Regions from separate parts of the Homo sapiens genome. Here region 2 is linked to region 1. Evidence: chromatin loops called from intact Hi-C (ENCODE). Cell type or tissue: PC-9. All regions are shown on one strand. Each heading gives the region's core, and the rest is flanking DNA. Links, peaks and the distances in the headings are about the cores only.

The links. Peaks named below come from ENCODE experiments on the same cell type or tissue, not always from the same donor. Only the 100,000 strongest peaks of a DNase experiment are listed, where the experiment ranks them.
Region 2: a loop joins it to region 1, with 4 times the contacts of the local background. A loop is called at or near these places in 6 of 110 quality-filtered maps.

Annotation. Positions count from the first base shown.
Region 1 is chr20:25,172,334-25,188,184 of GRCh38, reverse strand. LOC101926889 (a long non-coding RNA gene) reads left to right here. Exons shown (of 6, transcript NR_109994.1): 3 at 238-332; 4 at 1,206-1,288; 5 at 1,486-1,643; 6 at 2,025-3,513. Among named protein-coding and RNA genes, the nearest start is that of ENTPD6, 15 kb to the left of the region's middle. RefSeq lists an enhancer at 13,918-14,212. In PC-9, for the core only: a CTCF peak has its summit at 8,831; DNase peaks (open chromatin) are centred at 9,024 and 10,044; H3K27ac peaks cover 2,794 bases.
Region 2 is chr20:25,009,286-25,025,136 of GRCh38, reverse strand. ACSS1 (acyl-CoA synthetase short chain family member 1) reads left to right here. Exons shown (of 14, transcript NM_032501.4): 4 at 1,496-1,671; 5 at 2,045-2,197; 6 at 3,601-3,748; 7 at 4,990-5,127; 8 at 9,907-9,999; 9 at 11,064-11,176; 10 at 11,475-11,601; 11 at 12,198-12,325; 12 at 12,473-12,536; 13 at 15,749-15,851. Among named protein-coding and RNA genes, the nearest start is that of APMAP, 24 kb to the right of the region's middle. In PC-9, for the core only: no CTCF peak of the experiment used is centred there; a DNase peak (open chromatin) is centred at 7,616; H3K4me3 peaks cover 510 bases; H3K27ac peaks cover 967 bases.

The DNA of each region.
Region 1 (15,851 bases), core at 4,064-12,063:
CTGTATATATTATTTCCTTCATGCTCAGTACAGATAGCTCTCTCAGGGTTATTGTTAACATTCAAGGGGTGATAAAACAAATGCTTCCTGCAGCCAATTCCATTATCTAAGAATCCAAGTCAAATTTTGTTTTGTTTTGTTGAGAAAGGGCATTGCAAAGGTTCAAAAAAATGAAGTCCAAATAGCACTGTATCATCAAGCATTTGCCTTTTTAAAGAATGTATGTATATTTTACAGCCCAGCACCTCACGCTCAGGAAGGGTGTTTCTGAAGACTGATAAAGCCCCTTCAGTGAATGGCGCCAGGGCACAGCTGTCCACGACAAAGTGAGGGTTAGTAACTGCAGCGAGGAAGCCACATCAGAGGCCTCCTGCCTTCAGCATGGGATAGACAGGATTGCGGAGAAGGGAGGAGTTCAGGTGAAGTTTAAAATGAAGCCGTTTCTGACAGGCTGAAAGCAGGGCTGTGGGTCACAGGGTGACACATCACACTGGGCTGAGAGGCTGACTTGGGGGCCCGAGCTCAAGACAAATGCACCATGTTGTATCTGGAAGCCCCTTATCTGAGGCTGTGAGCCAAGGTGAGAGCTCCAGGCTGCTTCTCTGTGTGGAGTGGCCTGCATGGCTGAGCATCTGCAGGCGACAGGATTCCAGACAGCAAGCTTTCTCAGGGCGGAGAAGTGGAGTACGAGATTTCTCAGCACAGAGGCTGAGGGAGCTGCCTCAGGCTGGCTATCTTTGTTCCTTAGCCCTGCTCTCCTATTACCTGGGGCCTGCCCCTCCTCCCACCTATCTCCTGGCTCCCAGTCTCCCAGGCTCCAGAATGCTTGGGCCAAGGTAGCTAGGTAACCAGAAGACACTCACCCTTGGTGCACTGGAAACAGTAACACCAGAGTGTCCTCCACATGACCCCAGAACTATGACAAGGTCCCCCTCAAAAACCATCCCTACTAGGGAGCCCCAAGCCAGGCTGCCCAGTGGGAGCTATGTGCTGCTGTCTTACTCGAAGTCAACTTTCAGCCTATCTTATAAGAAATGCAGTTAGAGCTTTGCATTTCCTATAAGCACCCTTGTAGCTCTGTCCCACACATTTGGCTGTATTGTATTTTTGTAATTGTCAGTTTGGAACATTTTCTAAAGTCCACTATTACAGTGTTTCTCTGTCCATGTGTTATTTAGAAATATTTTTGCTCTCTCCATTCCAAGATGGCCAGATAAGAATAGCTCCAGTCTGCAGCTCCCAGCATGATCCACGCAGAAGATGGGTGATTTCTGCATTTCCAACTGAGGTACCTGGTTCTTCTCATTGGGACTGGTTGGACAGTGGGTGCAGCCCACAGAGGGCGAGCCAAAGCAGGGTGGGGCATTGCCTCACCTGGGAACAACAAGGGGTTGGGGGATTTCCCTTTCCTAGCCAAAGGAAGCCGTGACAGACTGTACCTGGAAAAACGGGACACTCTCCCCCAAATACTGTGCTTTTCCAAAGGTCTTAGCAAATGGCACACCAGGAGATTATATCCCGCACATGGCTCGGTGGATCCCACGCCTATGGAGTCTTGCTCACTGCTAGTGCAGCAGTCTGAGATCAACCTGTGAGGCAGCAGCCTAGCAGGGGAAGGGGCGTCTGCCATTGCTGCAGCTTGAGTAGGTAAACAAAGCGGCTGGGGAAGCTTGAACTGGGCAGAGCCCACTGCAGCTCAGCAAGGCCTGCTGCCTTTGTAGTCTCTACTGCTGGGGGCAGGGCATAGCAGAACAAAAGGCAGCAGAAACTTCTGCAGACTTAAACATCCCTGTCTGACAGCTCTGAAGAGAGCAGTGGTTCTCCCAGCATGGTGTTTGAGCTCTGAGAATGAACAGACTGACTCCTCAAGTGGGTCTCTCACCCCCGTGTAGCCTGACTGGGAGACATCTCCCAGTAGGGGCCAACTGACATCTCATACAGGTGGGTGCCCCTCTGGGATGAAGCTTCCAGAGGAAGGATCAGGCAGCAATATTTACTGTTCTGCAATATTTGCTGTTTTGCAGCCTCCGCTGGTGATACCCAGGCAAACAGGGTCTGGCATGGACCTTCAGCAAACTCCAACCGACCTGCAGCTGAGGGACCTGTTAGAAGGAAAACTAACAAACAGAAAGGAATAGCATCAACATCAACAGAAAGGACATCCACACCAAAACCCCATCTGTAGGTCACTAACATCAAAGACCAAAGAGAGATAAAACCACAAAGGTGGGGAGAAACCAGAGCAGAAAAGCTGAAAATTCTAAAAACCAGAGCACCTCTTCTCCTTCAAAGGATCGCAGCTCCTCACCAGCAATGGAACAAAGCTGGATGGAGAATGATTTTGATGAGCTGAAGGCTTCAGAAGGTTGGTAATAACAAACTTCTCTGAGCTAAAGGAGGAGGATGTTTGAAACCATTACAAGGAAGCTAAACACCTTGAAAAAAGATTAGACGAAGGGCTAACTAGAATAAGCAGTGTAGAGAAGACCTTAAATGACGTGATGGAGCTGAAAACCATGGCATGAGAACTATGTGTTGCATGCACAAGTTTCAATAGCCAATTCGATCAAGTGGAACAAAGGGTATCAGTGATTGATGATCAAATTAATGAAATAAAGGGTGAAGAGAAGTTTAGAGAAAAAAGAGTAAAAAGAAATGAACAAAGCCTCCAAGAAATACAAGACTACGTGAAAAGACCAAATCTACATTTGATTGGTATACCTGAAAGTGATGGGGAGAATGGAACCAAGTTGGAAAACACTCTTCAGGATATTATCCAGGAGAACTTCCCCAACCTAGCAAGGCAGGTCAACATTCAAATTCAGGAAATACAGAGAACACCACAAAGATACTCCTTGAGAAGAGCAGCCTCAAGACACATAATCATCAGATTCACCAAGGTTGAAATGAAGGAAAAAATGTTAAGGCCAGCCAGAGAGAAAGGTCGGGTTACCCACAAAGGGAAGCCCATCAGATTAACAGGAGATCTCTCAGCAGAAACTCTACAAGCCAGAAGAGAGTGGGGGCCGATATTTAACATTCTTAAAGAAAAGAATTTTCAACCCAGAATCACATATCCAGCCAAACTAAGTTTCATAAGTGAAGGAGAAATAAAATCCTTTACAGACAAGCAAATGCTGAGAGATTTTGTCACCACCAGGCCTACCTTACAAGAGCTCCTGAAAGAAGCACTAAACATGGAAAGGAACAACCAGTACCAGCCACTGCAAAATCATGCCAAATTGTAAAGACCATCGATGCTAGGAAGAAACTATATCAACTAACGGGCAAAATAACCAGTTAACATCATAATGACAGGATCAAATTCACATATAATAATATTAACCTTAAAAGTAAATGGGCTAAATGCGCGAATTAAAAGACACAGACTGGCAAATTGGATAAAGAGTCAAGACCCATTAGTGTGCTGTATTCAGGAGACCCATCTCATGTGCAGAGACACACATAGGCTCAAAATAAAGGGATGGAGGGAGATCTACCAAGCAAATTGAAAGCAAAAAAAAAAAGCAGGGGTTGTAATCCTAGTCTCTGATGAAACAGACTTTAAACCAACAAAAGATCAAAAGAGACAAGGAAGGCCATTACGTAATGGTAAAGAGATCAATGCAACAAGAAGAGCTAACTATCCTAAATATATATGCAACAATACAGGAGCACCCAGATTCATACAGCAAGTCCTTAGAGACCTACAAAGAGACTTGGACTCCCACACAATAATAATGGGAGACTTTAACACCCACTGTCAATATTAGACAGATTAACAAGACAGAAGGTTAACAAGGATATCCAGGACTTGAACTCAGCTCTGCACCAAGCAGACCTAATAGACATCTACAGAACTCTCCACCCCAAATCAACAGAATATACATTCTTCTCAACACCACATAGCACTTATTCCAAAATTGACCACACAGTTGGAAGTAAAGCACTCCTCAGCAAATGTAAAAGAAAAGAAATCAGAACAAACTGTCTATCAGACCACAGTGCAATCAAATTAGAACTCAGGATTAAGAAACTTACTCAAAACCGCACAACTACATGGAAACTGAACAACCTGCTCCTGAGTGACTACTGGGTAAATAAAGAAATGAAGGCAGAAATAAAGATGTTCTTTGAAACCAATGAGAACAAAGACACAACATACCAGAATCTCCAGGACACATTTAAAGCAATGTGTAGAGGGAAATTTATAGCACTAAATGCCCACAAGAGAAAGCAGGAAAGAACTAAAATCAACACCTTAACATCACAATTAAAAGAACTAGAGAAGCAAGAGCAAACAAATTCAAAAGCTAGCAGAAAGCAAGAAATAACTAAGATCAGAGCAGAACTGAAGGAGATAGAGACACAAAAAACCCTTCAAAAAATCAATGAATCCAGGAGCGGGTTTTTTGAAAAGATCAACAAAACTGATAGATCACTAGCAAGATTAACAAAGAAGAAAAGAGAGAAGAATCAAATAGACGCAATAAAAAGTGATAAAGGGGATATTACTACTGATCCCACAGAAATACAAACTATCATCAGAGAATACTATAAACACCTCTATGCAAATAAACTAGAAAATCTAGAAGAAATGGATAAATTCCTGGATACATACACCATCCCAAGACTAAACCAGGAAGAAGTTGAATCTCTGAGTAGACCAATAACAGGCTGTGAAATTGAGGCACTAATTAATAGCCTACCAACCAAAAAAAGTCCAGGAACAGATGGATTCAAGGCTGAATTCTAACAGAGGGACAAAGAGGAGCTGCTACCCTTCCTTTTGAAACTATTCCAATCAATAGAAAAAGAGGGAATCCTCCGTAACTCATTTTATGAGGCCAGCATCATCCTGATACCAAAGCCTGGCAGAGACACAACAAAAAACAGAGAATTTTAGACCAATATCCCTGATGAATGTAGATGTGAAAATCATCAATAAAATACTGGCAAACCAAATCCAGCAGCACATCAAAAAGCTTATCCTCCATGATAAAGTCAGCTTCATACCTGGAATGCAAGGCTGGTTCAACATATGCAAATCAATAAACATAATCCATCACATAAATAGAACCAATGACAAAAACCACGTGATTATCTCAATAGGTGCAGAAAAGGCCTTCAACAAAATTCAACAGTGCTTCATGCCAAAAACTCTCAGTAAACTAGGTATTGATGGAGCGTATCTCAAAATAATAAGAGCTATTTTTGACAAACCCACAGCCAATATCATACTGAGTGGGCAAAAACTGGAAGCATTCCCTTTGAAAACTGGCACAAGACAGGGATGCCCTCTCTCACCACTCCTATTCAACATAGTGTTGGAAGTTCTGGCCAGGGCAATCAGGCAAGAGAAAGAAATAAAGGGTATTCAGTGAGGAAAAGAGGAAGTCAAATTGTCCCTGTTTGCAGATGACATGATGGTATATTTAGAAAACCCCATTGTCTCAGCCCAAAATCTCCTTAAGCTCATAAGCAACTTCAGCAAAGTCTCAGGATACAAAATCAATGTGCAAAAATCACAAGCATTCCTATACACCAATAAACAGACAAACAGAGAGCCAAATCATGAGTGAAGTCCCATTGACAGTTACTACAAAGAGAATAAAAAACCTAGGAATCCAACTTATAAGGGATATGAAGGACCTCTTCAAGGAGAACTACAAACCACTGCTCAAAGAAATAAAAGAGGACAAATGGAAGAACTTTCCATGCTCATGGATAGAAATAATCAATATAATGAAAATGGCTATACTGCCCAAGGTAATTTATAGATTCAATGCCATCCCCATCAAGCTACCAATGACTTTCTTCACAGAATTGGAAAAAACTAAAGTTCATATGGAACCAAAAAAGAGCCTGCATAGCCAAGAGAATACTAAGCAAAAAGAACAAAGCTGGAGGCATCACACTACCTGACTTCAAACTATACTACAGGGCTACAGTAACCAAAACAGCATGGTACTGGTACCAAAACAGAGATATAGATCAATGGAACAGAACAGAGGCCTCAGAAATAACACCACACATCTACAGCCATATGATCTTTGACAAACCTGACAAAAACAAGAAATGGGGAAAAGATTCTCTATTTAATAAATGGTGCTGGGAAAACTGGCTAGCCATATGTAGAAAGCTGAAACTGGGTCCCTTCCTTACACCTTATACAAAAAATTAATTCAAGATGGATTAAAGACTTAAATGTTAGACCTAAAACCATAAAAACCCTAGAAGAAAACCTAGGCAATACCATTCAGGACATAGGCATGGGCAAGGACTTCATGACTAAAACACCAAAAGCAATGACAACAAAAGCCAAAATTGACAAATGGGATCTAATTAAACTAAAGAGCTTCTGCACAGCAAAAGAAACTATTATCAGAGTGAACAGGCAACCTACAAAATGGGAGAAAATTTTTGTAATCTACCCATCTGACATATGGCTAATATCCAGAATCTACAAATAACTTAAACAAATTTACAAGAATAAAAACAAACTTATCAAAAAGTGGGCAAAGGATATGAACAGACACTTCTCAAAAGAAGACATTTATGCAACCAACAGACACATGAAAAAATGCTCATCATCACTGGTCATCAGAGAAATGCAAATCAAAACCACAATGAGATAACATCTCACACCTGTTAGAATGGCGATCATTAAAAAGTCAGGAAACAACAGATGCTGGAGAGGATGTGGAGAACTAGGAACACTTACACTGTTGGTAGGAGTGTAAGCTAGTTCAACCATTGTGGAAGACAGTGTGGCAATTCCTCAAGGATCTAGAACTAGAAATACCATTTGACTCAGCGATCCCATTACTGGGTATATACCCAAAGGATTATAAATCATGCTACTATAAAGACACATGCACACTTATGTTTATTGAGGCACTATTCACAATAGCAAAGACTTGGATCTAACCCAAATGTCCATCAATGATAGACTGGATTAAGAAAATGTGGCACATGTACACCATGGAATACTACGCAGCCATAAAAAATGATGAGTTCATGTCCTTTGCAGGCACATGGATGAAGCTGGAAACCATCATTCTGAGCAAACTATTGCAAGCACAGAAAACCAAACACCGCATGTTCTCACTCATAGGTGGGAAGTGAACAATGAGAACACTTGGATACAGGGTGGGGAACATCACACACTGGGACCTGTTGTGGGGAAGGGGGCAGGGAGAGGGATAGCATTAGGAGAAATACCTAATATAAATGACAAGTTAATGGGTGCAGCAAACCAACATGACACATGTATACCTATGTAACAAACCTGCACGTTGTGCACATGTACCCTAGAACTTAACGTATTAAAAAAACTTGCTATATCATAGTTTTATGTATTTTTGAGGTACATGTGATATTTTGATACATATGTACAATGTGTAATGATCAGATCAGGGTAACTAGGATATACATCACCTCAAACATTTAAGGACAGTTTTTGAAGAGAGAGTATGTCACAGTACGAGTTAGGAAGCACCTGTGCCATGGTCGTGTCCCCTTTCTCATAAGTAATTATTCACAGCTTCTTTCCTTCTATTCTGTTTACTCTAGTAACTGGGGTACTTCTTAGTGTGAGTACAAAGGGAGGTGGAGGTCAGGACCAACATGTACATACAGGTATGTCCTCAGTGTCTGCGTCTCAGGTAGCACTTTTCCAAAATGACATTCAAATAATTGTGAGGTTAAAATTCTATAATTTTTTTTTTGTTTCTTGGATTTTAAATCCTACATTTGGCCTACTATGAAGTTCATGACCATAAATGGAACTTGTATGTCCTAGAGATTAGCAAGTTAGTGGTTTCTTTAAGTCAAAAAAATAACCAGTATTTTTTTAGATTGCTAATAAACTTTAAAAAAAGATTAAAAAAGAAACATTTTTAAATTTTTGAATTAATTTCTAAATTTACCTTTTAATCAGTGAATTCTCACTTGATTGAGCTGTGGGCCAGGGAGTGTCATCTCTGATATCCACTCTGTGGAGGTTGTTGACATGAGCTTTGTATCCCTCTTTGTAACTTTTTGCAAGTTTTCCATGGTACTGGAGAAGAATGTGTGTGCTGCACCTGCTGGGTGAATAAAATGTCCCTTATATGCTGCTTGTGAAGTGTCATATTAATTAGGATAAGGCTGAAGTGCCCAAATAAAGAGGCCCAATGCAGGTCTGAAGCCCATGCATGCGATTGCTCCCCACGGCACTGACTCACGGCAGCAGGGCTGGGTGGGTGCCGCTCCACGTGGCCGGCCAGCCTAAGACCCAGGCCGTGGGCTCGGCCACCTTCACCATGCGGTGTCCCGGGCAGTCCTCTGAGCATCTCTGCTCCAGGAGGGTGGGAGCGTGTCTTCCTCACTGTTTTTCCTCCAAACAGTGCCCCCCTCACAGGAAGCATTCAGTAAGTATTTGTTAAGAACACTAATCAATGAATGAAGAAAAGATGGCCCCTTAGTCATCATAGCGTCAACATTTAATAAATGTTTTTTTAAGTTAAAAATTTTTTTCAATTAGCAGGACATTGTATGCCTCAAAATTTAAAAGATACAAAATAACGTCATCACCATCGTCATCACCATGATTTTGGTAGATTTCTCAGCCTGCCAGTTCCCTTTCCTGGAGGCATCTGCTGTTAACAGCTTATTTGTGTTCTCCAGATATACTTCATAAATGCACAAGCATACGTGCATATGTGCAGACTGGTTTCCAAAATGTTTTCCTATCACAATAAAATGTTTCAACTTCAACCTTGTTTATACAATTTCTGAATCCACGTGGAGAATGTATTTGGTGTCATTTGTTGAGAGGACATTAGGCGGCAGTATAGTATCACAAGGAGGAGGCTGGGGCTGTCTACACATTTTTTTTTTGGCCTGGCACCATGGCTCACGCCTGTAATCCCAGAAGTTTGGGAGGTCAAGGAGGAGGTTCACATGAGCCTAGGATTTCAAGACCGGCTGGGCAACATAGCAAGACCTCTAGCTACTGGAGAGGCTGAGGCTGGAGAAGCTGCAATGAGCTGTGATTGCACCACTGCACTCCAAAGGAAGAGAGAGGTGTTGTGTGGCTATTACATATCTTGCCATATATTTCCAAGTTTTTCTATTACAAATGATGACTCAATGCCTTGAGTCATAAGTCATAATGCTTTGAGCCTGAGGCAGGAGGGTGCTGGAGTGTTTATACACTGGGTCCTGTCAGTTATTGTTGAGTGCTATTCCCTCTGCATATCTGACCTGCTGCACACTCAAGTTCTTGAAAGAGCCTTCGGGCCCAGAGATGAGATACAGGCAGTTGGAGCTGACTGGAGTTGGTGCTGGAAAGCTAGGGTCTGAGGGCCACTGGGGGAGGGTCACTGACACCCTAACTCATGGAATCTTAGAGTTTTGGAGCAGAAAGGGAGCTCAGAGCATACTAGTCTACTCCCTCCCTTCTCTCATGGAGCTGGGATGTGTTTCCCTGAGCACTGCATTCCCATCGTGAAGAGGAGGCTCAGACAGGAAAACATTTTGCAGCTCGCATTTTCCTCACAAGTTCTGTCAAAAGTGAGAGACTGTGCCTTGACATAGTGCATTTTTAAGGTAAGTTTGGAAGCCTCTCACTTATGAATTAAATACAGAAAAGTCATTATTATATATATATATATTTTTTTTTTTTCTTTTTTCTTTTTTTTTCTTTTCCCTCAGAGATCGGGTCTTGCTCTGTTGCCCAGGTTGGAGTGTAATGGTGCCATCATGGCTGAATGCCTTGAACATATCTTGTCTTCTCACCTTTTCAGGCAAGCCCACACTCATCTCAAAGAAAATGCATTGAAGGTCACGTTAAACAGGGTCTTTCTGCTCTTACTACTTCTCCGTGTCATTTGTCTTTTTTCCACACACATTCCTTTTCCTCCTCTGCATTCCTGCGGTTGTTCTCATTTCACCAGTTGGCACAGAGCACCCCATCCTGTCCTTATCTGTGGGGAGCCCTCCAGCCACTCCTGCTGGAATGGGCACATTCTACAAAGGCCTGGGTCTGGGCCTCAGGTCCCTTTGCTTCCCTGTGCTTGGCACAGTGACTGGCAAATCCAGATCTCATTCAGTGTTGGATAAACAAACTTGCCTGCCAATATTTTAGACCTCCTAGGTGTTACAAATATGCAATGGCCCCAGGAATCAAGCATCTGTCTGCTGAGCAGTTAAGCAACAAGACTATCTATAATCATAGACTGTGTGGGGCAGACAGCAATTGCTCCAGAGTTTAATAACTACAGTTATTAACTGGGCCTGGCCCTCTCCCTCTGGAGAGTCCGTCTTCTTCCTAGGCTCCTACACTCCCCTACACAGCCACAGTCCCCTCATCAAAACCAGAAATTTAGCACTGACACAACACAGCCATCCAATCGATGCATCCAAAGTTTCACTGACTGTACCAGTCCTGTCTTTCAGAGCAAAAACAAAACAGAACCAAAAATTTCTTTCCTTTTCCCCCATCCTTTCTGCCCCAGGACTGCCTTCTGGATCCCACGCTGCATTTAGTTGTCTACAACGTGGAAGAGTTCCTCGGGTTTTCTGTATATGTCACGGCCTTGCCATTTTTGAAGAGTACGAGCCAGTTACTTTGTAGAATTCCTCTCAGTTTGAGTCTGTTTGATGTTTATTCATGATTAAATTCAGATTATACATTTTCGGTGGTAATGCCACAGAAGTAATGCATCTTGTCAGGAGGCCTGTGATGTCAATATGTCTCCTTGTTGGTGATGTTAACTTTGATCACTTAGTTAAGACAGTGTCTGCCAGGTTTCTTGACTTTGGTAACTGCACTATTTAAATCAATTCCTGAGATAATTATTATTATCTTCATTTTACAGATGAGAAGACTGAGGCACAAAAGACTTGCCAGGGCTGGACACGGTGTCTCATGCCTGTAATTCCAGCACTTTGGGAGGCCGAGGCAAGCAGATCGCCTGAGCTCAGGAGTTTGATACTAGTCTGGACAACACGGTGAAACCCTTTCTCTACCAAAAATATAAAAAATTAGCTAGGTGTGGTGGTGCTACGTGGGAGGCTGAGGTCCCTGCTACTTGGGAGGCTGAGGTGGGAGGATTGCTTAAGCCTTGGAAGTCGAGGCTGCAGTGAGCCGAGATCGCACAACTATACTTTAGCCTGGGTGACAAAGTGAGACCGTCTCAAAAAAAAAAAAAAAAAAAAAAAAAGACTTGCTGAAAGTCATACTCACAAGCCAGGATCCTAACCCAGTGGGCCTGGTTCCAGGCAAGTACTCCTAGTGACCGCATAGGAGGGAGAGTGCTGTGGCTGGGCCTGGAGGAGGTTGGCTTTGAAAGAGGGTTAACAGTGGGTAGGCAGAAATGTCAATGCGGAGCTGCTAAGCCTGGAGTTCCTCTGTCATGTCTGCTTGGGCATGGTGTACCCTGGACCCTGGCATTCCCACAGGGGTGACTTCTGCTGAGGATGGGTGTGAGATGTGGCTGGTGCTGACCTGGGCCTGGCCCTCTCCCTCTGGAGAGCCAGGGCTGGGTTGGCTTGAGGTTACTACAGCTCCGAGGTCCCATTTTGTGTCAAAGTTCCTTGTAACTTTTGAAAGGTCATGATGTGCCCCCAATTTTGAGCTTTGCCACACCTTAGATCATGAACAAAAAGGGATGATCTGTATTTCGGAATGTCATGTAATAAGAGCTGACCCTTGAGCCTCCGACTGGAGTCCCCTGCTCTTCCTGCACTGCTGACCCCACAGTTTGCCCAGACAGGGGCTGCCCTTGGCTGTGCCCTCCTCTTCCTGGCTTCACACAACTCTGCTCCTGCTTTCTGCTCAGTCACATTTCCTCTGCTTCACATAAACACTTCTGGATTCACACTGCCTTGGTTTGGATGTGGAGCCTGAGGCAGGAGGGAGCTGGGGTATTTATACACGGGGTCCTGTCAGTCATTGTTGAGTGTGAATCCCTCTGCATGTCTGACCTGCTGCATTTGCAGGTTCTGGCACAGAGATGAGATGCTGGTGGTTGGAGCTGATTGAAGTTGGTGCTGGAAAACTAGGGTCCGAAGGCCGTAGGGCAAAGAGTCACTGACATCCTAGCTCATGGAATCTTAAAGTTTTGGAGCAGAAAGGGAGCTCAGAGCTATTCTATCCTACTCCCTCCCTTCTCCCATCGGCCAGGATGTGCTTTGCTGAGCACTGCATTCCCATCATGAAGAGGAGGCTCAGACAGGAGAACATCCCGCAGCCCCCATTTTCCCTCCAAATCTGTCAAGAGGGAGAGACCCTGACATAAGTGCATTTTATTAGGTAAGTTTGGAAGCCTCTTGTTTATGAATTAAATGCAGAAAAGTTATTATTATAATTGATAGATCTTTTTGTTTGTTTGTTTTGTTTGTTTTGAGATAGGGTTTTCTCTGTCACCCAGGCTGGAGTATAGTGGTGGAATCACAGCTCACTGCAACCTTGAACTCCTGGGCTCAAGGAATCCTCTCACCTCAGCCTCCCAAGTATTAATAGATAGGACCACAGGCACATGCCACTATGCCTGGCTAATTTTTTTCATTTTTTGTAGATAGGGGTCTTGCTATGTTGCCCAGGCTGCTCTTGAACTCCTGGACTCAAGCAATCCTCCTGCCTCAGTCTCCCAAAGTGATTATAGGTGTGAGCTGCCATGCCCGGCCAATATATCTTAACTATTTACTCATACTCCATTATGACCCCAAATAATATGTTTTAAAAAATACTTCAAATTCAGGAAGAAGGTGACTCTCCTCATATGTAATAAATATCAGCATGTACACACACACACACACACACACACACTAACATGTGAATAACACGGCTCTTTCAGTAGGATATGTACTTAAATGTGCTCTGCTTCATGTTCTACCACTGTGCTTTAGCAGCTCTTTGATGGTGAGATGAAGCTCAATTTCTCTGAGCTTTACTTTTATCATGTGCAAAATGGGGATTAAAAACAATATCTACCCCATGAGTAGCAAAGAGTAAACAGTGAATGCTAGATGGTAGTTTAGGAGAAGGAAGTAGGCTTGTTGTACTAGTCAGCCATTGCCAAAACAGTGCTATACCAGCCCCAACTCATTGCCCCCTGGAGGTGCACTTCTGGAATGGTGGCATGAAGGGCTCTGTAGACCCTCTCCCAAGCAAAACAACCATCATTGGTGAAAATTATTGAAAAGAAACAGCCACATAAAATCTCTGGAAATTCTCCTAAGGGCATACTGCAAATGGAAAAGCATTTATTCAAGACTATTACTAAATATTGGTAAGAATGGTGGGGTATGTGGCACTGATCCATGATCTCCTTCCTTTCCCTCCTTGAAGTTTGACTCCAGGTGGATGTGGTCAACGAGATGGACTCCCTCCCTACCTGAGCTCCTGACTTTGGGCTATGGATTCACCATAGTAGATGGCATCTCACATCTCTCCCCAGCTCCATGTTGCAGAAGCTCTATTACAGACAAGTGTGGCCAAGAGATCCATGGCTCTTTTCCTACACATATGAGCACCACTGGAGTGCAGTGGATTAAACCTGACAGGGCCCATCTGGGGGCAAGTTTGAGCCTTGCCAGTTTGATATTGGGTGCTAAGTGGAGTGGCAAATCTGGTGTACTTTGTGCTATAAATTTGTCTTTCTGTATTGTCCTGTCATAAAGAGGAGTAACTTAGGATTGAACACAGGCTTAGGACCCCATAAGACTGCTGTACAAGCCAGCCCAGCAAACTGGTCAGTTACAAACCTTGATGCAGGTCTCTGAAAAAAAAAATACTGGATGAAGTTTCCCTCTCATCTTGTTTCATGTCCTTGGGAGCTTGACCTTGTAACCACGTGGCAGTATTTTCTCTTGCTCTCCACCATCCAGAGAACAGGAATTTTGGAATTCATGTCATAGTTGGCTCTAAAAATTATCCTAAGCAGTTAAAAGTCATTGCAAGCTCAAAACTGGCTACTCTAGGCCCCTTCTGGGAATAGCAGTGGAAACTGCCCAATGCTGAATCTTTGTGGCTAAGGCTTTGTGTGTTTCCAATGGCAGCCTGGGTTCAGGGTTCAATTCCTGGCTTAGGGAATGAGTCACTCCTTGTTTGATATCTACATGACCTTTACCATTTGTTGATTCTCCTCCCCTCCATGAACCATCTTGAATTTTCCTTTCTCTGAGCACCTGGGAGGTTATGTTTGGTAAAGTTCAAAAGCCAGAAATACTGGTGATTTGGCATGACTAATGTTGGGTAATAAGAGGTTTAAAAGGATTTCTAAAGAGAGCACTGTGGTTAAAAGTCAGCTTAATTAAAACCACATATTAAAGCTCTAACAGCCTGGAACTCCTTGAGAAAAATAGGAGGTGCCACAGACCCTGTTTTGGGAAAAACCTCTGTTTTCCTCATGAAACCCCAGGAACTGAAAGTGGATAGATCTCTCTCAAAATCTAAAGCTCTGTTCTGTTTTGCATTGTGTTAGCCAACATTTTTGACTTCTGGGGGTACCAGATATTACTTCACATTGTGAGAGAGCTTTGGTGTGTAATGACTAGGTAGGAAATATACTTTTAGGGGTGGCTAATTGCAGTTATGGGGAGATACTCAGCTCTTTGTACGTTTGGATCAGAGGAGCATGCTCTTGGCTACCTAGAAGGTATGAAAATCTCCCCACCCCCACAGTGAGAGATAAGACTCACAGGGGGATGGGCTAATCATAGAATGTGCTGATTGTCTTTGGATTGCTTTGCAATGAAATGCATGGTAAAATCTTTGCACGTTGTTCTGTAGTGTTTCTCTTTTGGGGATCTAGGATCCAATATGAAAAATAGGACCTTTAATTTTGGGGATTTTTTTGCCTTCCAGTTGTGCCTAATTATTAGGCTGTAGAAACTGCATGCTTTCCTGGCCCTGTTCCTCCAAGGGCTCCACCCTGAAACCAGTAATCTAAATAAGAAACTGGAAAATGAAAAACCCTACAACTACTGGATCTTCTGTCTGTCTGTGTATTTATATGTGCTGTGTGTGATGTTTATATATGAAAGAGCTCTGATTAATTGGCTTAAAAATAATAAGTGCTTTAATCAAATATTTTGTCAGACAAATAAAAATTGTAATGACTTTTAGTAGGTTACTAAAGAAACAGTTTTACATGCAAAGTGAAATGTGTTTTTGGTAAGAGATTATAAGAAGGCAATGGACTGTGGGTTTTCTTGGGCCTAGTTTAGATGGCTAAAGGATTGTTTTAAGTTAGGTAGTATAAAGCTGAAAGTTTGAACAAGTTGTGGAAAGCTTGTGAAAAATTAATCTTGTAAAAAATTCTCTGTATGAACATATTGGCCAAAGTAAAAGGGTTATTATTTAGTTTTTCCATAAATTGAACACAACAGGTTTTTCTTAGAGCACTTATCTGTTCTTTCACAAAAATTTGTAATGGATTATAAAAGGTTTATGAGAATCTTACTTTATCGTCAAATATTAAAATTAGGTAGATTTATCTATAAGGTTTTATTAAGAATTGGATTTAACATAAGAGTACACTAATCTAAAGGTGAAATTTGACTTATTTGGTATAAAAGTCATACAAAAACTATTCTCAAATATGAAGTGCTGTTTGGCTTTCTTTGGGCTATATTTGTATAAATATATTATTGGTATGTGTTCCAAAATTATGGGAAACTCCTATAATTCTGATATGACTTAGTGTATGTTATTAATAGTTATAATTGTTATGTAAAATTGTTGTATGCCATAGAAGTAACCAAATTCCTTTTAAAAAAATTTATTATACTTTAAGTTCTGGGGTACATGTGCAGAATGTGCAGGTTTGTTACTTAGGTATACATGTGGCATGGTGGTT
Region 2 (15,851 bases), core at 4,521-12,520, 160 kb after region 1:
TGACCCCCATGAGCTTTCTTTGTCTCCCGTCCCCTTGAGAAAGGTTCATTCCTTCCTGCTGGTCCATCTCCCTTCCTCGCCCATAGGGGGCTTACCTGGACCAACCCCTGCTTGGGGATGTAGGTCTGGAAAGTCTCTGATAGGCTCCACCCAACTGACTTGGTTTCCCCAGGTGAGCTATCGCTGAGGCTTGAAGGCCAAAGAGTGTGTGTAGCCACGGCTCTTGGTGCCAGATGCAGGGGTGGCTGCATCTGGGCAGGTCTAGGGTATCTCTCTGACCCCCGGATGGTGCTGTGTGTGCTGGAAAATTCTCAGGGAACCCTCATGGCCATGACATCTCCAGGGCTCTTAGGAGGAGAAAGGGTGGGCCTGTTGTGCAAAAGTGCTTTCAGATTTATTTAGGTAGGACTCTCCCAGAGGGGACATTGAGGCCAGAGTCTGTCTTGGAAGTGTGGTAGGGCAGTGGTGGCTCTGGACGGGAATGTGGCACACATGCCTCAAATGGCTCCATGCAAAGGGTAGGGAGTTGCAGGATTTGTACCCCAATTATGGAGAGCCATTGGTCGAGGGTTCCCCAGCACTTCTGCCCATAGCTCTGCAAGAGGCCTTTGGTGCAGAATGACTGAAAGGCCCAAGGGATGTGGGTGAGGCCCTGCCAGTCAGGGTCACAGCTGGGCATTTGTCCCAGGCTCTTCCTGAGGGGCTGTGTAGTAACCCCCCGCAGCTGTGATCCCTCTGGGTCATCCCGCACTGGGGCACAGCGTGGAGGACACCTCCTTTTCCTGGGGTCTTGAGGCCCACTGTGCGTGCACCCCTCTTCTCTGCTCTGGGCCTACCCCTAGGTTAGCCATGGAAGCTAGGGTCCTCCTGGCTTCCCCCTGGGCCTGGCTGAGCAACATTGGTCATTGAAGAGCAGGTGTGGGATCAGGAGGGCCTTCTCCTGAAGGTAAGGTGGGCAGGCAGCTCCCAGTCATCCACTGGGGTGTGGTTTCTGATCTCTGGACAGTGAAGGCTCTTGGCCCACACAAGTCACTCTAGACAGGGCCTGGCCACATGGGACACCTTTGGGCTTGGCCTCTGGTTGTCCAGCTTTCTTGTTCTCTGCCTCTCGGTATTTCTCTGTCACCTTGATTGCTGCAGGTGGCATGATGGCCTCTTTCCTGGGGTTTGCTCCTGGGCAGACAGGAGAGAAAGGTGGAAGTCTGGTTGGGAAATTGTCTTTATGCTGCTGACTCAAGGAGGAAGAGCTGAGCTTCAAAGTAATTTATCTCTGGTTCCTTCCCCTCAGCCTCAGAACTGGACAAAGGCCTGGTGCTTCTTCATGGCACACAAAGGCTGGAGAGCAGGCAGCCCCTCACTTTTTCCATTGAGTCTTTTACTCAAGATTGGACTGAGTTTCTCACACTCCTAGGCCTGGATGTCCTATGTGAGTCAGAGCTATGAGGGTTAAAGTCGGGAGGAGACTGATCAGAAATGTCTGTGTTGTCTCTGTTAGCCAAGTGCAAGGTGGTTATCACCTTCAACCAAGGACTCCGGGGTGGGCGCGTGGTGGAGCTGAAGAAAATAGTGGATGAGGCTGTGAAGCACTGCCCCACCGTGCAGCATGTCCTGGTGGCTCACAGGACAGACAACAAGGTCCACATGGGGGATCTGGACGTCCCGCTGGAGCAGGTGGGTTACCTCGCTTTGCACAGTTTGAGGCGAGGTCATATCAAGTTAGCTGGCTCTGAGGCTTCTCGGGTTGTGGTTCTCAATTTGGGTTCCCTAGAGGTGCCCAGGGTTCCTCTGTGGTATTTGGTGAGCTTGAGTCCTGACTGGGAAGATAAAACTCCTATACGACAAGCATGTTGGAACACTTACTGTAACACAAATGCTTGCACCCACGCTTTTGTTTTGTGTCCTTTCCACATTTGGAATTGAACTTGGACAGGTCAGAGCAGGTGAATTCTGAATCCTGTGTGTGGAGTCCTGCTGCGGAGGGGGAGTGCTGCTCTCAGAGAGGCTGAGTGCCCTCGGTGGGCTGTTTGTTTCTTCTCCCTGCCAGGAAATGGCCAAGGAGGACCCTGTTTGCGCCCCAGAGAGCATGGGCAGTGAGGACATGCTCTTCATGCTGTACACCTCAGGGAGCACCGGAATGCCCAAGGGCATCGTCCATACCCAGGCAGGCTACCTGCTCTATGCCGCCCTGACTCACAAGGTACAGGCCTGTGCGGGCGGTGCTGGGCCCTTGGCAGGGATCCAGGCAGGGGCAGGGCTGGAAGTCCTCCTGCTGCAGAGCGAGGCCTGTAGGTGTGAGAGGTCAGTGTTTCTTCCTGGCCTATTCGGGGCAGGGCCCCCTCGAGTCCTCCCACCCTACAGCTCCTCAGGGCCCTGGCTGCCTCAAGCCCCCACTGCACTGTCTGGAAACTCCCAGATAATCTGATCATGTAACGCGGCAGCAGGACACTAAGGGCCATTCGCCCAAAGATTTTTAAAAACTCTTTTTAGAACAGATAGAGAAAACCACCCAAATTAAATGCATGGCTTAATGAATTATTATAAGGCAAATGCCACTTTGATCAAGAAGTGGAAGGCCACCGGTTTCTCAGAAGCCCCTTCCAGGCCCATATGGCCACAGCCCCGTCCAGCATGTCTTGATGTGTCTTGTGCGCCTGCCCTGTTTTTATTTTGATAGTTTTGTGACCCATATGAGCATCCGTGGGCACTGTAGCTTACTGTTGCCAATTAAAATATTGTTTTTTCTTTTGTTTTGTTTTGTTTTGTTTTGTTTTGTTTTTTCATGGAGTCTCACTCTGTTGTCCAGGTTAGAGTGCAGTGGTGTGATCTCAGATCACTGCAACCTTTGCCTCCTGGGTTCAAGTGACTCTCCTGTCTCAGCTTTCTGAGTAGCTGGGATTACAGGCACCTGCCACCACACCCTGCTAATTTTTTTTTGTATTTTTAGTAGAGACAGGGTTTTGCCATGTTGGTCAGGCTGGTCTTGAACTTCTGACCTCAAGTGATCTGCCCGCCTTGGCCTCTCCAAGTGCTGGAATTACAGGTGTGAGCCACCGTGTCCGGCCTAAAATATTGTTGATATGTGTTTTAAGTCTTTTTAAGCCTATGCTCCCCCATTTCCTTACACTTGGCCATAGTCACATCCAGCCATTTTTCTCTGGTGTCCTTTGGTCTGGGTTGTGCCTGTTGTCCCTCTGCCTCTGTGTTTCCTGCACGTGGGCAGTTAGATCCTGAGATGGGATCAGGCTCCACTCAGTTGCTGTGGAAGAATAAAGGGGATTCGGATGTCTGTCCTCTCATGCTCCTCGAAGCTGATGATGCTTGATGCCATTCTTGGCCTTTTTTGCTTTTATTTTTTGTAGTTCTTAAGGGGTTTAAAAAATCGTGGCATAAGGTAATGCAAAAAGGTGTCCATGTGTTAAACGTACAACTAGACGGACTCTGCAGTGTGCCCACCTGTCCTGCTGCTGGAGGCCATTTGAGGAGCCAGCTGCCTCTCACAGCTATGGACTGCAGCCTATGCATGCCTATTTCCTAGTGACCTGGTGTGAACATGGTGGAGTGGGGGGACAAGCTCCTGATGCTCCTTTCCTGTCTCTGCAGCTTGTGTTTGACCACCAGCCAGGTGACATCTTTGGCTGTGTGGCCGACATCGGTTGGATTACAGGACACAGCTACGTGGTGTATGGGCCTCTCTGCAATGGTGCCACCAGCGTCCTTTTTGAGAGCACCCCAGTTTATCCCAATGCTGGTAAGGATGGTGAACCCTGTTTGGGACCCCATGCTGGTGTCAGGGGAGAGAGCCTGAGGCTCGAGGCTTGTGGAGAGGTTCATGGAAGGGGGACGCCTGGGTTCTGGTGAGGGTGTGGCTCTCCAGGTCCTGCTGTCGAAATGCCCGGTGGGGCCAGGCCCCAGGTCTTCAGAAAGATCTGACAGGCAGCAGCAGGGAGTCTGACTTGGTGCTGGAGGACATCTCAAGGCCCCTGCTCCTGCACTCCTGCCCTCTGACTTAAACTGCCGGCCTCAGGCCATCGCTTTGGCATCCTTCTCACCTCTAGGCTGCTTGCCCAGATCCAGCCCTTTCTCAAAGCCAGGGCCAGCTGCCCGCCACTTCTGTGTCCCCAGCCCTGCCCCTGAGCCTTCAGGGCTGTCCCTCAAACCATGTTAGGCATGGCCTAGAACCATCTCCATTAAATTGAGATCACTTTGAAGACAAGGTGATGACTGGCTCCCTTGGGCATCGTCCTCCCACACAGCACAGTGTCTTCAAATATTTTCTTTAATGTAAGCAGATCATGGTGGCTCTGCCCAAAGGCTGCTGCTCCAGTGTTCCATGGCACTGACAACTGTGCATGGACTGTGTTATCACCTCCCAGTGCTCCATCCCTGCCTTTGGGGGCTGGGTGTGCTCAAGGAAGAAGTTGTAGGGGCAAGACCAGGGATTAAGGGCCATGGCCCAGGTGCTGTCTCAGGCCACCACTTCAGCCCTTAGAAGCTCAGTGTTCCATGTGGAGGGGATGGTGTGGGTAGTGGGTTTACAGGAACCAGGGGTGTGCATGCCGGGCACATGGCCCTGCTCCCTGGGACACACGCAGTGGCAGCTGTACTGTCACCAGGGGAAGCACCAGTCACCACTTTAGAGCCCATGTGAGTGTGATCGAGTGAAAGCTCTGTGTTAATGCTCCATGGGTTATTAAATCCACGTAGTATCACCTTGAACTAGGCCATCACCCTAAGCCTGGTGAAGACTGTTCCTGAATGTGCCGCCCATGGATCTGGGGAGTGCTTGGAGGAGAGCGGCCATTGGGGACCTGTCCCATGGGGCTTCTTTCCATCTTTCACTGGCGGGGGTGGGGGGTTGGGGGGATCCCTTTCATATGGACATATGCGCGTCTGCACATGCCCAGCACTCAGGAAGTCTTGGCTGATCTCTGAGTTTAAAGTAAACCATGTCAGCTCTCCTGCTGACAGTGAATTTCGGCCTTTCTGTAGGTCGGTACTGGGAGACAGTAGAGAGGTTGAAGATCAATCAGTTCTATGGCGCCCCAACGGCTGTCCGGCTGTTGCTGAAATACGGTGATGCCTGGGTGAAGAAGTATGATCGCTCCTCCCTGCGGACCCTGGGGTCAGGTGAGCGGCCTGCCCTGCAGCAGGAGAGGTTGTGCTTGCCCTAGACCCTCAGAGCCAATACGGGCTTCAGCAGGACTTCAGTCATGAAGCTGCCCGGCTTTGTATGTGTGAATTCACGCAATGCCAGACCGGATCTGGTAGAAAGCACCAGCACCTCTTCCCACCTGTAAGCTCCTCCCCAGAGCTGGCAGCAGTTACCTGTCTGGGGAACAACGTTCCAGACATTTTCTGTGCCGTTGTTTCTGTGCCCAATTTCTGTAGCTTAATCTTCATTAGGAATACTTACCCACTCAATAAGTTAAGGGTCAGGTCAGTTCTTTAGTGGCTGCATGGGATTTAACTGTATAACTTAGCTGGGTGTGGTGGCAAAGGCTGAGGTGGGAGGATTGCTTGAGCCCAGGAGTTTCAGGCTGCAGTGAACTAGGATTGCACCACTGCGCTCCAGCCTGGTGACAGAGTGAGACTCAGTCGTCTAAATAATAGTAATAATAGTATAACTACAGTTTGCTAAACACTGCCCCATAGTTGGACCTTTTGATTGTCTCCAAGTCTGTGGAGTGGATACCATCCTGCACTTTTGCCCTGCTGTTACTGTAGACATTTCCAGGCAGACAGTTCAAAGCTTAGGCCTATTGGTAATGTTGATGGATATTGCCAAATCACATGGAAACATTTTGGAAATGTGATGGTGGCATGGTTTCGACAGTATCAGCAGTGTCTGTCTTTCGGGCTGGTGCTGGGAGGGACTGGGTGCTGGTGACTGCTGTTCTCTCTCCTGTCCCTGCCACATTTCATGTCTGCCTTGACGTGTGGTCACGCGTGGTCAGCCACCTGCTTGGTGGCTTTTCACTGGGGAAGCATGCAGGGCAGTGACCATGGAAGAGTGTCCCATTCTGCCACATACATCCTTGGGAAGGGAGCATGTACCTCCCAGTGAACATGTGATTCCACTACTACTGGGTGACCATGAGGCCATGCGGGCATCCGGGCCACAGGCTGAGAGGCACAGCAGCTGGGGCTGTGCCCTGCAGAGCTCACCACTTGTTCCCAAATGTGAGATGGGGATGAGACCTACCTACAGGGTGGCGAGGATGCCACAGAGGGTCAGATGTGAGCCTTAGTATAATGTTCAGCATGGAGATGATTAATGGAGAGAGCTCCTGAGGAATAGCAGGCATCCAATGACTCCTCCTCCTCTTTTCCCTTATTTTCCCCATTAACAGTAAAAACCTTCTGTTTCTCAACCAGCTTTCTAGATTAAAAAGCAGGAGGAGTTTGAATACTATTAATAAGAGCAAATATGTATTAAATGCCTTTATCTTCACATCAGTCCTTTGAGCAAACAGCAGATGTTGTTTCACATTACAGAGAAGGAAGAGGAGGCACAGAGAGGTCAGAGAACCGGCCTGAGGTCACTCAGCAAGTAGGGCAGCCTGTGTTGAACGCAGCACTTGGTTCTAGAGTCTGTAAAACTCACTCTGCCCCCCACCTGATTGATGGGCTCTGTGCCCCCACCCTGTACCCTCAACAGGTCCCTTGCCATACTGTCCCCTCCACCTCTCAGAAAGAGTATGGGGTTCCTTTCTAGATGGTGAATCTTAGTTTGCTTTGTGCTGCTGTAATAGAATACCCTGAAACTGGGTGATTTATAATGAACAGAAATTTATTGGTTCACATTTCTGGAGGCTGGGAAGTCCACATCAAGGTGTTGGCATCTGGTGAGGGCCTTCTTGCTGCATCGTCCCATGGTGGAAGGGCAAAGAGAAGGCAAGAGAGAGCAAGAGGAGGTTGAACTCACCCTTTTATAATGGCACCAATCCCACTCATGAGGGTGGAAACCTCTTGGCATAATCACCTCATAAAGGTTCCACCTCTTAATACTGTTACAATGGCAATTACATTTCAGCGTGAGATTTGGAGGGGACAAACATTCAAACCATAATAAGTGGTGAGTTTGGGTGGTCTCTCTTGGCATGCTGGAGCTGGGCTTGAGAGGCCCGTGTGATTCTGACTGCCTGGGCCATGTAGTGCTTGTGGACTGGGAACAAACAGCGGGGTGGCCAGGGCCATAGAAACTCGCCCAGATCCTCTAGGTGTTGTCAGCAGGGCCACCTGAGTGGGCCCTAGGCATTAGGTGGGGACAGGGCTGAAGGGCAAGATTTGGTTTTCCAGATACACTCATGGGATTTGTCTCCTGAAGGAAGGTTCACGGGGTCCAATGACAAGGGGTACCGCCCTAAGTGCATTTCAGGAAGGGGTGTGCTCTGGCAGCTGCATTAGAGTGGGATGTGTATCCCAGCAGCCTCTGCCTCACCTAGGGGTCCCCACAGACTTGGAACACCTCTGAGCCAGGGGGCCAGCCCCCAGCAGAGGCTCAGCTGGGTTTTGTGTATTTAGCTGGTTGATAGGCACATTCCTATTCCTGTTGCATAACCGGTTCTAGCCGCAGAGCCCTGCGGGAGGCCAGGTGCTAATCACACACCTCGCTGTTCTGTTCTCGGTATACAGTGTTGGCAGGCAGCGTGGCGTCTTGTGATGTCTTGCACCTGGGGCTCCCAGCACCTCGGAGCAGTGCTGGGAGTCAGTGTGTTCCACACCTTGGCCAGGGCCAGCGCTGTGCTGGCACACCTGTCGGTGCAATTCCACAGCCCAGACCCATTCCAGGCAGCTGGGATCAGCCCTCATGACATTTAATCCGTTGAGTCGTCAGAATCCCACTCACTCAAGACATTCCCCCTAGATTTGTATTTCTCAAAGCTTTTTTAAACTTTCAATTTCATAAGTAATACATGGATACACTCTTGTGAAAAGAAGAAATTGGAGCATTGTACTTAAAGCTGATGTCCTTAGGAGCTGGGCGTGGTGGTACGTGCCTGTAGTCCCTCGGCTACTTGGGAGGCTGAGATGGGAGGATCCTTGAGCCCCAGAAGTCGAGGTTGCAGTGAGCCATGATCATGCCACTGCACTCCAGTCCAGGCAACAGAGCAAGATCCTTGTCTCTCTCTCTCAAAAAAAAAGAAAAAAAAAAAAAGCTGAAGTTTTCCTCGACCTCTGCTCCAGGGGTTGTTGCTCCTGCGCCTTCGGCCCTGTCTCTGCAGTTAAGTTCCTGTAGTGGATGCAGCTCTGTTAAATGACGTTTTCTTTAACACCAAAGTTACCACACCGTGCTATGATGCTGTAATGTTTCTTTTAAGATTGTAGAATCTGCATTTTTCCACACGGACCTGCTTTGCCGTGGGGATTACCCTGGCTTGTGTGGTCACAGCCCCGTGGCTGGGTGCAGGCTGTCGCAGTCTCCCAGCGTGTCCACCAGCGCTGCGGGGCATCTCCCTGCCCCTTGTGGATGTTCTGAGTGCAGGTGTGACACACAAGACACTGAGCTGCCAATGTGGCCAGCACTGATCATGCAGCATGGATGCGGGGGCCACTGCTGGGACAGGCTGTGGGTTGTGAGTGGTCCTGAGCAAGAGGCAACCACCAGCACGAGAGTATTTCAGTGTTTTAGTGATAGCACGTCTAGCCTGGTGAGTTCTGGCTGAGTGCTGGCCTGGTGTGGAAATGTCATAAGGTAGACACTGAGAATCCTAGGGTGTACACATATCTTCTTCCTTTCTATTGAGATATAATGTGTACTAAAGGGTACAGATGTTAAGTGTTCAACTTGAGAGATGTTTACGTGTATAAGTGCTACAGAAATTCCTAGTCCCCAGAGGCCCCCTTATGGCTCCTCCCAGTTACGAGAGTTACCCGAACCATGACCACAGTGTGGCCTGCATCACCACGGACAGATCCGGCTGCACTTGAACCTCAGCTGGGTGGGATCACACAGCACACCCCTCCCTTGCCCAGCGTCATGCTTCAGACTCACCAGTGCCGCTGTGGGTCGTGGAGGTTCGCCATCTTCTTTGCAATGTGGCGTTCCTCTGCAGGAGCGTGCCATATTGTATTTAGCCACCTACTCCTGAGGGATGTGTGTGGTTTCTAACATGAGCAGAGCTGCTGAGGACACCCTTTACATAGCCACTTCTGGTGGCATCTGCAGTCATTTCTGTGGGGTGTACGTCAGGGGTCATGTTTTGAGGTATTTAGCTGTAGTAGATTCTGCCCCAAGCAGTTGCTCAGAGTAGTTGTATTGGTTGTATGGAGTTTTAAATGTTAAGAGAAACATCCAGATTGCTCCTCAAAATTGCTGAACCAAACTATCCTCCTAATGGTGTCTGTGAAATCCTGTTTTCCCCACATTCTTACTGGCTTTTTGATATCCATCATCTAATGGTAAAAACACATCATGGTCATGTGCATTTCTTTGATGACCATAAATACGGTATGTCTCACTGCATTTTCAGGTCTCCTTGTATGTTCTTCAAAAATAAAAATCACGGAGCTGTTTTCTCCTTAAAAATCTCTTTATTTGGCTGGGCACAGCAGCTCACACCTGTAACCCCAGCACTTTGGGAGGCCAAGGCAGGTGGATCACCTGAGGTCAGGAGTTCGAGACCAGCCTGGCCAACATGGTGAAACCCCGTCTCTACTAAAAATACAAAAAATTAGCCGGGTGTGGTGGCAGGCGCCTGTAATACCAGCTACTCAGGAGGCTGAAGCAGGAGAATCGCTTGAACCTGGGAGGTGGAGGTTGCAATGAGCCAAGATCATCCTGGGAGACAGAGTGAGACTCAGTCTCAAAGAAAAACAAAAACAAAAAACAAAAAACAAAACTTCCCTTTGGTTTCAGGTTTATTTGCAGCCTGTTAACATCTTTTTCTTTCTGTGTGGTTTCAGTGGGAGAGCCCATCAACTGTGAGGCCTGGGAGTGGCTTCACAGGGTGGTGGGGGACAGCAGGTGCACGCTGGTGGACACCTGGTGGCAGACAGGTGAGGAGGCCTGGGGAACAGGTTCCGGTCTAAGTGCTGGGTCTGCAGGGTCAGGTGTGAGGCTGGGACTGGGGTCCAAGCTCTCAACAGCAGGTGCGATAGAAGACGCTTCAACGCCCGAGACTGCGGAAACCCTGGAGCCTAGAGTGAGGGAACTCAGAGGTCGCCTGGCTGCTGTTTCCCACCTGTGGGACCTCTTGTCACAACTTCTCTGAGGCTCGGTTTCCTCCTTTGTGAGGTGGGGGCGCCCCCCACACGCCTGGGTGAGGGTGAACTGAGGTGACACAGCTCAGCTTGCTGCCCAAGGCCTGGTGTGCAGCAGGAGCTCAGGGGCCGTGTCCCTTCCTAGTGCCCCTTTCTGAACAGGGGAACATCTGATGAGACAGGCCCCATCTTCTAAGGGAGCATGAGTCTAAATTTAAATTTTAGTGGGAAAAGGAATTTTTCCTGTGACATTTTGTTTGGATTTGTCCCCCCTTCTCTTGGGTATCTGACTTATTAGGAGGCTTGGGGCGAGAGACCACCATAGATGTAATGAATGTAACTATCTGAGGGCTCATCCTCAAGCCAGAAAATGAGGCGTTCCCATGGGACAGTCCCATCCATTCAGGAAAACCTGGGACAGAGATTCTCTAGCTGAGTCACTGGGGCATTTCCCTGGTACAGGCTGGAAATAATGTGAGGGTAGGATTTGAGAGCATCTTTTTTCGTTGTTGGGTTCATGTCAAATGGGCGCTGGCCCAGAAGCAGTTCTTTTTCTCCGTCTTCATGTGCAAGTGGGTGGGCTCTGCCCTTTCCCACTTCAAGCAAGGGCCTGACATGGCGAGGGGGCCTGCACCTGGCTGTGGGATGCCAGAGCTCCTGGGGCTGAGGCCACTGTGGGGCCGCCTCTCATATCCACAGTGGAGGGCACCAGACCCACATCTGGTTTGCCTCAAAGATCGTTGTGCCCCTGAGGCGTTTCCTTGCCCACAACAGGGACAGTCCCACCTACCACCCACTCTGGATACACGTATCCCTGGGTCCGGGGCCGATTATGCATTTCTTTCTTGTCATACCTGCAGAAACAGGTGGCATCTGCATCGCACCACGGCCCTCGGAAGAAGGGGCGGAAATCCTCCCTGCCATGGCGATGAGGCCCTTCTTTGGCATCGTCCCCGTCCTCATGGATGAGAAGGTGTGTATGGGCCTCCCCCACATGGGGGTCATGTGCTTGCCCTCCCTTGTCCCTGCCTGCCCAGCCCAGCTCTCTCCTGTGTGCCCAGGTCTGTACCTGGCAGGAGGCTGCTGACCTTGCAGCGTTCACTGCAGCTGGTATCATGCACTGGGTAGTGGCCACACAGGTGGCTTGGGGCCCTCCTCAGGGGCAGAGGGGAGAGCTATGGACAGCTCCCTTGAGGGCAGGGCTTGTCATTTTTTGGCACACTTCTCACCCAGAGCCTGCCCTGTCTCACTTGCATGTCCGGGGTCTACAGGGCAGCGTCGTGGAGGGCAGCAACGTCTCCGGGGCCCTGTGCATCTCCCAGGCCTGGCCGGGCATGGCCAGGACCATCTATGGCGACCACCAGCGATTTGTGGACGCCTACTTCAAGGCCTACCCAGGTGAGCAGGCTGTCAGGGACCCTCTCATTCCTTTTCAGCTGACTGCTGGAATCTTATTCTCAGAAAACATTTTTAATGGGATTTGAGTGCAGCGTAACACTGTGGCCAGGAATAGGTGCTCGCGAGGCCAGAGTTTGACTCCGCACCCCTCTCCCTTTGCTGTACCTCCCTGGCTTTCCTTATCTTGACAGTGGGAGTGATTCCCCACTCGGGGACTTTCTTGGGGCTACTTAGGTGTGGGTGTGAAGTCCTGCACTGCAGCCAGGCCCATGGTAGGATCCTGTTAGCTACGGCTGGGAGTTTTCTTCCAGTTTACTTTTATTTTTTCCCAGTTTCCCTTTTTGTCGTAAACAAGACTCAGTGTTTTGGAGAAGCATCTTGGATGTGCTGCTTGTATACCTTCTGCTCCCCAAAGTCTCGATATCTCGGAGCCACCTGCCCATGCTCTAGAACATAGGGAAGCATCGGAGTTGCAAGGAGGGCCGATGGGCGAGACTTCAGCCGCGTGCTGGGCTGCAGAGCTTCACGCTTACTGAGGTTGGGACATGGGTCCTGGCTCAGGGTTCCTGGTGCTGAATTTCCCTGCTGTGGTGCAGGCTATTACTTCACTGGAGACGGGGCTTACCGAACTGAGGGCGGCTATTACCAGATCACAGGGCGGATGGATGATGTCATCAACATCAGTGGCCACCGGCTGGGGACCGCAGAGATTGAGGACGCCATCGTGAGCACAGGCTGGGCCTCCTCCTTCACTCCTACACCTCCATGATGCCCCTGTGGACCTGCAAGTTGGGGTGGGAGTCCCTGGCCCGAGTCACTTCTAGCACCCGGGGCCGCCACATTTTGCCCTTTTGTTCTCTGTTGTACACAGGCCGACCACCCTGCAGTACCAGAAAGTGCTGTCATTGGCTACCCCCACGACATCAAAGGAGAAGGTGAGTGTCCTGGAGATGAGCTCCTCCCTGATTCCTGACCCCACACCCATTATGGGCACCTCTGTACGAGGAGCAGACTCTGGAGAGTGGAGTGATAGGGGATACTGTGGGCCAAGCTCTCAGTGTTCTTCTCTCTCAAGTGGAAACTGTAGGGGAGGAGGCTGAATAGCACTCGTGTTCGGTCGGGTTTCTGAAATGCCCTGGTTCTGCTGTCCTTTCAGGACACACATCCACAGTGGCCATGACCCAGTTGGGCTTGGCTAAGCTTGGGGGGTTTCCCCTTCTGTCCATGGTGTATCTGGTGGGGACACCGTCCAGCCCCATTACAGAGAGTTTATGAGAAAATGTCCAGCCTCATGTATCCTCACGGGCTTGGTCATAGCACTCAAGCCAGCTCTGCAGCCGCCACGCGTGTGTGCCAGAGTGTGCTCTGGAGTGTGCAGGCTGTGTGCTGCGCTGGGACTCTTTGGACGAATCTGACCTGTGGTTCCCACTGCACAGCGACATGCTGGGGGAATGCAGAATGAGGGACTAGAATGGCCTTTACCAAGGCCACGCTTTGTTTCGAGTCTGCCAGCTTCTTGGTGGCTGGGTCTGGGAAGGGGCGGGAGCACCTAGGTGTTGCAATGCCAGGTCCATCCAGGCACACTGCCTGGCCTGGCGTGACCTGGACACACACTGACCCCATGCCAGGGCACTGCTGGGCAGACTGGCTTCTCCTGCCCTGCCCAGTGGCTTGGGGTCAGGCTTGCCCTCCCGCTGGGAGGCCACCCTGTGTCACAGTGTGTCCCAGATGTCACCTTCCTCCCTGCACTTCTATGTGCCGTTATTCCATTATTTACTTAAATGCTCTCTTTAAATTGACGCATTGCAAGATTGAGAATTTGTTTCAGTGCTTTACAAACAGCATTTTCAGTTGCCATGGAAAGGCTATGCTGGTAAGGCTGGGATGTGGGAGAGAGCTGGTAGGGACCCCTGCCCGGTGACATGTCCAGATGTGATCAGGAGGGTCAGAGAGGACGGAGACGAGGACAGTTTCTCAGGTGTGACTAGGGTAACTTAGTGCCCCCCTGAGGTTACCTCGCTCTGGCAGGAGCCTGGGCCCCTCCTCTGAGGACTCCTGCATTTCACATCTCTGGGCTGGGGGTCCACAGGGCACTGACGTGTCCTGGGATTTGAAAGCCCCATCTATGTCTGAGTCCAGTGGCTGAGCCAGTACTCCCTGGGGCCACTGAGAGGGGTCCGGGCATGGTCCACTGTGTCTGGGGATTCAGCAGCCCCTGGATTGAACTCCATAAAGCAAGTGCAAGATCAAGGAAAGGACAATGGAAGTGACCTTTAGACAAACGTTTGGGCATCACAATCACTGTCTTTCATAGGGTGGCCTAGCCTTAGGTCTGTTGGGGTGGTGTTGGGGCATGGTCTGCTGTGGACGCTGCTGCCCAGGGCACGTTCTGCGTGTGTGGAGCTATTGCAAGTCTGGTGTTGCCAGGCTTCTTAATGTCTGCCAGATGTGTGGGGATAATTTGTCTATCATGTGTATGATGATGTGCATTTTCCTGATTTCTAATGAATTTGAGTATCCATTCTATAATTATGAAGAGCTGATGAACAGCTCTTGGTTGGCTCTAAAGCTGCCTGTGAATATCGTATATTTGTCCCCACTCTCTCTGTTTTGCAGCAGCTCTGAAAAAGGGCAGCCCCTGGACCTTGTCTAGGACCTAGACCCAGCAAGCCTCTGGTGCTGCTGGCCAGGCTCTTGTCTCTCTTGTCTCCAGTGTCCTGAGCCTTGCCTGCCTCGTCCTGGCTCTTAACTGGCTCCTCCACCCATGTGGAAGGTTTCCTCCCTCCAGCTCCATCCTCAGAACTCAACAGTCCAGGCCCACTTCTGATCCCATATCAACGACCAAGATGAGAAAAACGGTGTTCTTTCCCTCAAAGATCTAACAGCCTAGTGGGGTGGCAGCAGGGGGACTGACAGCTGTTCCCACATAGCATGTGCCATAAACTAGATTCATGGGTGGAGTCAGGAAAGGCTTCACAGAGCAGGAGGTGGCTGAACTGAGTCTTGAGGGATGAATAGGAGTTCGCCACATGGATATAGGAAGGCCTTTCAGGCAAAGGCTGTAGGTCTTTACAGATCATAGCTTGTTCAGAAAACCAATCATCCATTCATGCACTTAACAACCATGTGTTGAGCACCTCCTGTGTTCCAGGCATGGTTCTAGATGCTGGGGACACAGCAGTGAGTGAGAAGGTCTCTGACCCCATAGAGGGGTCAAGAGTAGAGGAGAGAGACAGACAAAGAGCAAGAAAGATGATCACCAAGGAAACGACACAGTCAGTTAGGTGCTACATGCCAGGGAAGAATGGGTGAAGGTGGCATGGGGCTGGGGCAGATGAGCAGTAGGAGAGCCACACATATATAGAAGCTTCGAGGGAGAGACAGAGCACCTCACAGGCCAGTGGGGACGGGCAGGCTATCAGGGATGGCACCGGGATGAGCAACTCCTTATATGGACAACAATCAAATTAGATCCCTCTTCACAGTGTGAACTCTTCCTGGAACATGCCAGGGTACTGAAAAACGAAAGCTAGTATTTATGCTATAATGTGGGCTGGCCCGTGCTGCCCAGCAGAACTCTCAGCTGCCTCTCAGCTGTCTGTGTTGTCCAGGGTGGCAGCCTCTGGCTGCTCATGGTGCTGAATGGCACTTGAAGTGTGGCTCATGCAGCCAGGGAGCTGCTGATTTAATTGAACTGAAATAGCTACCCTGGCCCATGGCACCATGTTGCACACACACCCCCAAAGGCTGGTGGTGCCCATTTGCTGTGCATCTGTGCACCTTCTCATGGAAGTCTCATTCCATCAAACCACATTATGGGTTATTTCACAGATGTGTACACAGAGAGGGGAGGTCCCATGTCCCAGGTCACACGCAGCCAGTCAGCATTAGAGCTGAGATGCCAAGCTCTCAGCCACACATGTGCACTCACCTGGAACATCTGTGGAGCTGTTAGAATCGCTGCCACTTTTCATGAAACTGAAGTGCATCTTTGGGTTTGCAACTAAAGAAACCAGCTGCTACAATGTCACTAACATAGGATTCAAAAGCCCTTCGGATTTCTGGCAGTCTGTGCATAGCACCCTGCCTCGGGAGTTGGCTCCTTGTCTAGTATTTAATACATCCCCAAACTTGGCTTTATTTTCAGCTGCCTTTGCCTTCATTGTGGTGAAAGATAGTGCGGGTGACTCAGATGTGGTGGTGCAGGAGCTCAAGTCCATGGTGGCCACCAAGATCGCCAAATATGCTGT